2 separate regions of the Homo sapiens genome follow, and region 2 is linked to region 1. The links are chromatin loops, found by intact Hi-C in ENCODE. Cell type or tissue: PC-3. All regions are shown on one strand. Links, peaks and the distances in the headings refer to the core of each region. The heading gives the core; the rest is flanking DNA.

Region 1 (4,414 bases), core at 84-4,083:
ATGTTTTGTTAGACAGCAAAATCTTTCTCACTAGTCTCCCTTAAAGGTATAAGAAGATTTCTTAAATTTCCCTAATTTATCTCAATCACCTATTAAGGATCTCTCTCACATGCATTTATCTGAGTCCTAAGCCATACACTGAGGTAATGAGTTTCATTTATCCCCTTTCTAGTTGGTAAAGTGGCATTGCTTATTTGAATGAAATTAAACCTTTTTGAGTGCCATCTGGTTCTGATACTGAAGAATTTGGTGTACACATCCATGTTTACTCTAGACTGATAAGCCTTAATAACATTCCATCTGGAATACATTTCCCATATCAGAATGCTAACTATTTTTATTAAACCCTAATACTGAAGGTTGTCTAGTCTTTTTGGTTATTTAGAGGCTTTCCTTAGAACAATCTCATATTGCAGATTTCAGTGTAGAAATAGATCTCAAGTCATAGTTATGCACACAGGATTATATTGTAAAATGGGGTGTTCTCATGAAGACTTTTTTGGTTACAGGAATAGAATTCACTCAAAGTAGCTTAGGTAAACAGATGGTTATTATGTGAATACAACAATGTCAAACGTGGTCTCAGAGAAACCGGAGTGACAATGTCAATCCTAACATTGCTCCTTCTAGCTCTCTCTCAATTCTACTTCTACATTCTCCACCAGGTTCTTATCTTTGCCTGCTCTTTCCATCTCTACCATTCACATTCTTGCGCATATGTATCTTGCATATTCTCAGCATGGTCACCTACACAGCCCATTTTGTACACTGCACTGCAGTTTTGGGGCTCATCACTGAATATCTTGAGTCTTTGAGCCCACTTTGTTCAAATTCTTGAGAGAAATAATCTGCTTTACCTCTGTTGAATGAATAGGTTAGCTCCCTTTTGATTAGGCTCCATCCCTGACTAACTAATCATAGCTAGAAATGGAAATGGGTCACCTGATAAGTGCAGCTGACACTTCTAGGAGCCAAGGTAGGGGCAGGTTGATTCTATTGAAGGAGCTGTGGATTCAAGCAGGCAAAGAAACGTGTCTAGCACAGGGGAGGACAAGAATTTGCACTCAATTTTAAACATAATGTCATATATTCCAGAAACTGTGCCACCACTTCTATTTGATCCTTTTGTCAAGAATTTTTTTTTCCATTGCACTGAGGTACCATCATAGGTCTTTTCTCTCAAAGAACAACAAGACAGAAAACATTGTCACTGTGTCTTTTTTGTAGGTTTTTGAATGACGGTATAGAATAATAATCATTGGGGTGTAAAATGTTTATTGTTATAGGGCTTGAGAAATTTAAACACACATCGCATATCCATTTTTTCAAGTCCATCACCATCAAGCGTCCCATTTTGCATCAAAGTGTCTATCTCAAACAGTAGCATACCATACCTGGCAAACAGCTGCTCCTTCAGTAACCAAATCTAATTCCTTATTAGAATAAAAGATGGCACAGCCAATCTTTCTGCTTTATTATTCATATCTGCAATTATTAATCTGTCTCTCATTAAAAGGCCATATGTTAGGTTTTGCCAACAAACTAGCACAGAGGTTCAGCTGAAGTACATTGTCACAAATAAATCAGTCTGTTCTACTTTTAGAGTCCTGGATACTGGCTCTACTGGAATTCACAGATTTATTTTGTACATACACATGCCCACAGAAATTGCTCCCCTACATGCATAAGTCTCCACTGTGAACCTCTTTTTAGTACCTTTAGTTTGCCAAGTGAAAAGCATTCAGTCAGAACCACTTGGCAATGTGTCAGTTTGTGCAACCACGTAGGACAATAAAAATATGACTGTTTACTGTTTTCAAAAATAGAGGCAGTAAAAATGAGACTGGTATTCAATGACCTCACCAAAAAGACATAAAACCTCAGATTGTTAAACAGTGTGAAAACCTGTATTTTTATTTGGGCTTTTGCCAGATTCTCTAATAAATGTCATTACATGACAAGGAACAATATATTTAGATTGCAATGTAAAACTTGGCTTGGTAGCCACTAACAGCTACCAGATCAGTTTATCAATTCTCCAGAAAACGTCACATCTAGAAGTGTTGTAGGTAAAAAAAAAAAAAAAATGTTTCAGATGTTGCCAAATAATTCCAGAATGGTCTGAGCTCAACAGAACGTCTAGTTTGAAATGGAACTACTCAGTGTGCATATGCGTGGCCAGGTCATGTTCAGATGCAGAACTCCATAAAAAAGGATGATTCCAAAGAAAGGTAAATTCCGTACACCCTAAGTACAAGAAAAAGAATCCCAGATTCAAGCAGCAAAGGAATGACCATTCACTTTGTAGTGGAGAGGGTCTGTGTTTTGAGGAGACTAAAAGTTAGGCCTCCTCCTCAGGGGACAGCCATGAGACTGAAACGCACAATTTGGCTGCTCACTCTGACATGGCAATATACACCCTGAATATTGCATGAATATTGAAGCTGTATGCAGCTTTGACTGGGTCTATTTTAATGTGCTCAGTACCTGGTTTGAAAACTCATGTTACCTTCCCTTACTGCCAGTAATGTTTCCGAGTTTTAATTTTAAGTAGGAAATTATACAACTTTAGTAAGAAAGTAACCAGGGATTGCCCCCTAAAATTTAACTTCCCCAATTTTTAACGTAAAACATGTTTGCTGTAATCTAGGCTTTGGAGACTCAGCCTAGAGTCTTTTTACCTCCTGAAGTAAACGAGGGCTTCTCCCTCCCTTTTCACTCCCAGCAAGAAGGGCTGAAGCCAACCTAGCTGACTAGGACATGCAGAGGTGAATTCCAGACTTAATGGTTTACAGTAACCAGGGCACTGGGGACAGCTGAAACTCATGAGGCTTCAAATTGGAAGCTCTCTGCAAGTGCACTTAAAAATGACCATATTTTTCCTTTAAAGTGCCTACAACCAGCCCTCCACATTCATGGGTTCTGCATTCGTGGATTTAACCAATCATGGATCAAATATATTTGAAAAAAAAATTGCATCTGTACTGAACATGTGCAGGCTTTTTTTTTTTCTAGTCACTATTTCCTAAGCAATACAGTATAACAACTATTTACATAGCATTTACTTGCATTCATTATTATAAGTAATTTAGAGATGATTTAAAGTATATGGTAGGATGTGCATAAGTTATATGCAAATACTATTTTATGCCATTTTATGTCAAAGACTTGAGCATCCTTGGATTTCAGTATCCGTAAGAAGTCCTGGAACCTATCTCCCATGGATACTAAGGGACAACTGAATTTAACTCTTTAGTATGGACCAGACATTTTTCACACGAGTGTATCTAATTCTTACAACCACATAAGAGGGTAATATTGTATTTCATGAGGTTTTTAAAAAATTATATTAGTGCTACATCTTTTTGGTAAAAATACCAACAGTAAGTAAAAGTATAATGTGAAAAGTAAATACTTCTACCCCTATGCACACATATATGAATCACTCATCAAAATTCCCAGAGGTACCCATTAGTGCCAATGCTTTGAGTATCTCCCAGAAAGCCTCTATGCATGTCTCTTTGTGCATATACCCTTCTGAAACTATTTTATTTCACATGGTATCTTGAACATTTACCTATATCGAATTCATGTTCCCATATCTAATTTCCCACAACTAATTCATTTTTATTCTCTTTAGTGGCCACTGAATAAATGTTCTTTCATTTACTTAGTTAGTTTTCTGAACATTTAGTTTCTAGTTTTTATTATTACTAATAATGCTGTAAAGAATATCCTTGTACGTGTTGAAAAATAGCACTTACAAGTGATATTGCTTAGTTAAAATTAGGAATATTTTAAATTTTGATAGACACTGCTAAATTTCTTTTTCTTTCTTTTTTCTTTTTCTTTTTTTTTTTTTTTTTTTTTTGAGATCGCCTCACCCTGTAACCCAGGCTGACAGAAGCAGTGGCACAAACACGGCTCACTGCAGCCTCGACTTCCTGGGCTCCAGCAATCCTCCAACCTCAGCTTCCCAAGTAGCTGGGACTACAGAAGCATGCCACCATGTTAGGCTAATTTTTATTTTTTGTAGAGAAAGAGTTTTGCCACGTTTCCCAGGTCAGACTTGAACTCCTGGGCTCAAACCATCCACCTGCCTCAGCCTCCTAAATTGCTGGGATTGTAGGCATGAGCCACCACACCTGGCCCATTACTAAATTTCTGAACTGAAGCTTTTAGTCCCATTTTTATGTGTTAGGGAAACTGAGTCTTGGAGAGACTAAGATACATTTCAGTGGTCACAAAAGCTCATAAGCAAACTTGTAGAGTGAGGATCTGAAATTAAGGTTATCTAGCTCTGAGCTTCACCACTTCCACCCTTGTCACCTGACTTCTTAAAACCTTAAAGTGACTCTCAGCCTAATAGTAGTCCTTAAATTTCTGGAAGAAGTAGTCAGTTTGGTACTGGCAT
Region 2 (4,414 bases), core at 119-4,118, 55 kb after region 1:
CATATTCATAATCCCTGGTTGACTGAAATTTGGCATCATTAAGCGCAAGTCATCAATATCTCATGAAGCTGTAGTGAAAGCTTCTCTGGGTGCTTTATGGAAGTAACAAAATATATTTGCTCATACATAATAAAAACTACATTTCAACAATATAAAAATGGAGAGCATCAGTTTTCATTTTACTGCATTAAGCTCTCTTATTCAGTCTAGTGTACTAATATTATGCATACAAATGTTATATTGGTTATTAGAAGGTCAGTGTATTTGGAAGATATGTTTAAGGCTTTTTTTCTCTATAGTTACATCATCAATAATTTCATTACATCATATATGTTATCTTGTCATTTTTTTCAATTAATTATCTTATTCTAGCAAATTTGTATTTTACAAAGACTAATGATATATGAGATATGTCTCAGGCCAACTTCCACCACAGTATAAACATGTTGAAAAATAGGAGAAAGGATTTGGGATATTTACATTTAATACCAATTTTATTTTTTGAGACAGGGTTCTCACTCTGTCTTCCAGGCCGGAGTGCAGTGGCATAATCAAAGCTCACTGCAGCCTTGACCTCCTGAGCTCAGGTAATCCTCCCACCTCAGCCACCAGAGTAGCTGGGATTATAAGTGCCCACCACCATGCCTGGCTAATTTTTTGTATTTTCTGTAGACATGGGGTTTGCCATGTTCTCCAGGCTGGTCTAAGTCCTGAGCTCAAGTGATCTGCCTGCGTTGGTCTCCCAAAGTGCTAGGATTGGAGGTGTGAGCCACCGCGCCCAGCCCAATATTTTTTAAATGTATGCATTATGTGGAGGATATTATAGAATTGTAGTCAATTGCATTGTTCCTCATTTACAACTATTTCTTAGAGGTTACCTGTAAGATTTATAATACATATGTATGATAATGTGCATATTTAGACTTAAGGTTAATATCCAGTTTTTAACATGTAAATATATTTTTTAATCACTCAATATATCTACGTAGAAACATTTCTCCCTCCTGTCAACTGTGAATGTGTAGCAGACAGACATTTGAGTGTTGCTTTTTCAAAATAACTGTCTTCCCTTGCCATTTCATTTTATGTGAATCTAAATGATACTATATCTCAATGATGATACAAGCAAATGATTTTAAACTTGCATTTTAAAGCAATATAGCAATGTTAGCTTATTACAACATTTTTTACTTTTCTTACACAGTAAATTTTTGATGGTTGTGGGCACTATGGTTATAGTATATATGTATATACATATAACATATATATTAGGAATTAATATCAGTCAGAATTTCTAAAAATAATTAAATATAAATGTAATCATATTGATACTATTCACATTAATTAGGTTAAATTTAATACATTAATCCCAAATTAATTATAGTATAAATATATATGCATAACATATACATCAGGAATTAATGTCAGTCTTAGGATTTCTATAATAAAAATTAAATACATTGTATATGATATTCCATTTCCATAGAGTTGGAATAACAATAATTCACAATTATTTGGTTGGACATGTTAACATCTACTTCATTCAACCATTCATTCAGCAAACACTAGTGGTGGTTATTAATGTCAAGTTTTCTGCTAGTTTCAGGAAACAGAAAAAGAGGATGTGATGTGGTCATTGAAAGGCTTGGAGTCTTTAGAGTAGAGCAAATAGCAGCCACTGTTTACTACCCTTAGTCATATCAGAAATAAGCAAAGTTTGTTAACAGAAAAAAAGTAATTAAATTGAAATATTTACATTTGTAGTTAGTAGTGTCTTCCAAAGAGTTACTTAGATCTTACATAAGGTTTTTATTACAACTTATTTTCACTTTAAATTCATCCATTTTGCTCAGTGATTCAAACCACTGCATTTCCATTCTACATGTATTGCAGACTTTATATCAAATGGTAAGTATGATTGTGAAGGAATGTAATCTGAGAATTTCTAGAAGAAATGCCACTGTAATCCAGTTAGGAAATAGTTCAACACATTAATCATGGACAAAGTGCTCCAAGCCATCTGGCATCCTCAGTTATTCTTAGAATGTTAGAAAGAAAAACTAGAGGATATTGTACTAAATTCAGGTTTGCTCAAAATACTGACTTATCCAAACTCTAAAATATTCAGATTTCTGTTTTCTTTTATGTCTTCACTCTTAAAAAAATGACTTATTTGATGCCACATTTACCACGAACTTTTGCTCCCAGTGGAACATTTATATATACTTTATTGTCATATCAATAACATTTTATAGACTTATCTGGAGAACACAAAGACTTAGGAATGGATAAAATTTGATAGTATGTAGTGCATTTAGTGTCACATTGGTCTACTGGTGACTTTCCATCTCCATCATACTCCAAGTGTTAGAGCTTGGCATATGCAGGTTCAGTGTCTGAGGTGCTCTTCTCTTAGTCTGTCACCTGGCCAAATGACACTAGTCATTCTAGATCAGCATCCCTGTCACCACTTTAGAAAAATTTCCCCTGACACTGAATCTAACTCAAGAACCTTTCTATTAACTCCTCATTGTAAGTGTTTCTTTCCATCTTTGAACTTTTCACAATTTTTGATTGTCTTATTTATTGCTTTGATAACTGTTACATTTAATCATCACACCAGCTCCACACAGTACTAGGTACATTTATTATCCACATTTAACAGATGAGGAAACTGGCTCTTTGTTCCTAAATGTTAAGCATCTAGCATGGTGCCTGGCTCATATTTATATATGCTAAATGTCTGTTGAATAAATTGACTGAACCAGCTATCTCTTAGAGTTGAAATTTGACCCTCTGCACCTGACGGGCAAAATGCATCAAAGAGAACAGGGTTTGAAACCTGCCTGCCTATATGACCCTGATACAGAGAGAAATATACACTCTCTGAACCTCTATTTTTCATTAGTGAAATGAGTCTAACATCTATTTCATAGAGTTGTTAGGATTTAATGAGATAATGTAATAAAAATAACCTAACTTTAATAATTTGAAATCAAAATTTCAATCGTAGTTTGTATTCATATATCTTGATTCTAGCCCTGATATTTTAAGAGCATCTCTCGCTTCTCCAAATGATAGGCTTTCAAATAAAATATCTTGTCCTTTTTCCTTCCAGTTAATTGTCCCATCTTTCTTAAACTGTACTTCTATTTCTTGATATATTACTTCATTCAATAAATATTTTCTGGGTACTTACTATATGAAAGATGCAATTACTCATAAATCCTGTCCTCATAGAGCATACAACTAAATAAAGAGCTAAATTATGCAATTAATCATTCAGAAACAGGATCAGACTCAAGACTTGATAAAGCACAGATTGCTGGCCATCATCACTAGAATTTCTCATTCCGTAGGTCTAAGGTGAGCCCCGATAATTTTCATTTGTACCAGATACTGTTGCTGCTGGTCCAGGACTCACATTTTGAGAACCAGTCAACTAGAGTATAATGATATATTTACCCAAGAAGATGTGAGAGACTTGAGAAGGAAGAAATTACTTTTAAATATATATCTCAGGAATTTTATGGAGGAAATGGTGTTGACTCTGGCCTTGAAAGGTGGGAAAGGATTTGAATGAGGTTTTATGTTTTTATCTTCCGGGTGGAAATAATCATATTGGAATCAATTTGACAACAGATAATTTGATAATCTTATAATTGAAAATAAATTGAAGATAAAGTATAAAATTATGTTTGATAGAAATAAATGGCAAACGTATATCAAAAGTGGTAGCTTTCTTATGTGAAAAAACTCATGCTACAGGTTTATTGGTAGAAACTAATGTGTGTGTATGTGTGTGTATATATGTGTATTTGTGTGTATATATACTTATACACACACAGAATGGAGGAAATCAATTAAAGAACATTTGAATTTATAGCTAATATGTGCATGAATTAGAAGAGTTAAATGAAATAATGTACATTATAATAACTGACTCTGGCTAAGGAACACATACTGACTACAGCTTAGTAATTTAGCTATTACGTTGTTAGTATGTGTGTTTTTTTAATTCTAGAAAATTTGTAAAATACATATTTTCTCTGCAAAATTATTGATAAGTTAATAGAAAACTAGCTGGTTATAAGTTAAACTGAATGGGAATTCACAAATCCTTTTACATTGTCTTTCATTGAAAGACAAAAATTACTCACAACGTATAAATAAAAAGGTTGCACGTGTATAACAGAGCATGTTACTGTGAGGACTGGATGAACTTTAACACACCTGATGTGTTATTCTCAAGTAGGGCAAATGCAGCTTCTGAGTCAGTTGCAACTTCAAAGGTGAGACTTGAAGGGAAATCTGAAATTTCACAGCTGAACAGAATTGACTTCAAAAATACAATCAATAAACTGTCTGATGGAAAATACAGTTAATGGATCATAAATAAAGTGTGATATGCAAA

The links. A loop is a pair of places that touch in the nucleus more often than their neighbours do. Peaks named below come from ENCODE experiments on the same cell type or tissue, not always from the same donor. Only the 100,000 strongest peaks of a DNase experiment are listed, where the experiment ranks them.
Region 2: it touches region 1 in a loop (4-fold over the local background); 1 of 110 quality-filtered maps calls a loop at or near these places.

Annotation. Positions count from the first base shown.
Region 1 is chr10:51,229,384-51,233,797 of GRCh38, reverse strand. The region is part of intron 2 of PRKG1 (protein kinase cGMP-dependent 1); the gene reads right to left. Among named protein-coding and RNA genes, the nearest start is that of MIR605, 68 kb to the left of the region's middle. In PC-3, for the core only: no CTCF peak of the experiment used is centred there; a DNase peak (open chromatin) is centred at 1,787; H3K27ac peaks cover 347 bases.
Region 2 is chr10:51,174,727-51,179,140 of GRCh38, reverse strand. The region is part of intron 2 of PRKG1 (protein kinase cGMP-dependent 1); the gene reads right to left. Among named protein-coding and RNA genes, the nearest start is that of PRKG1, 100 kb to the right of the region's middle. In PC-3, for the core only: no CTCF peak of the experiment used is centred there; DNase peaks (open chromatin) are centred at 1,640 and 1,950; H3K27ac peaks cover 467 bases.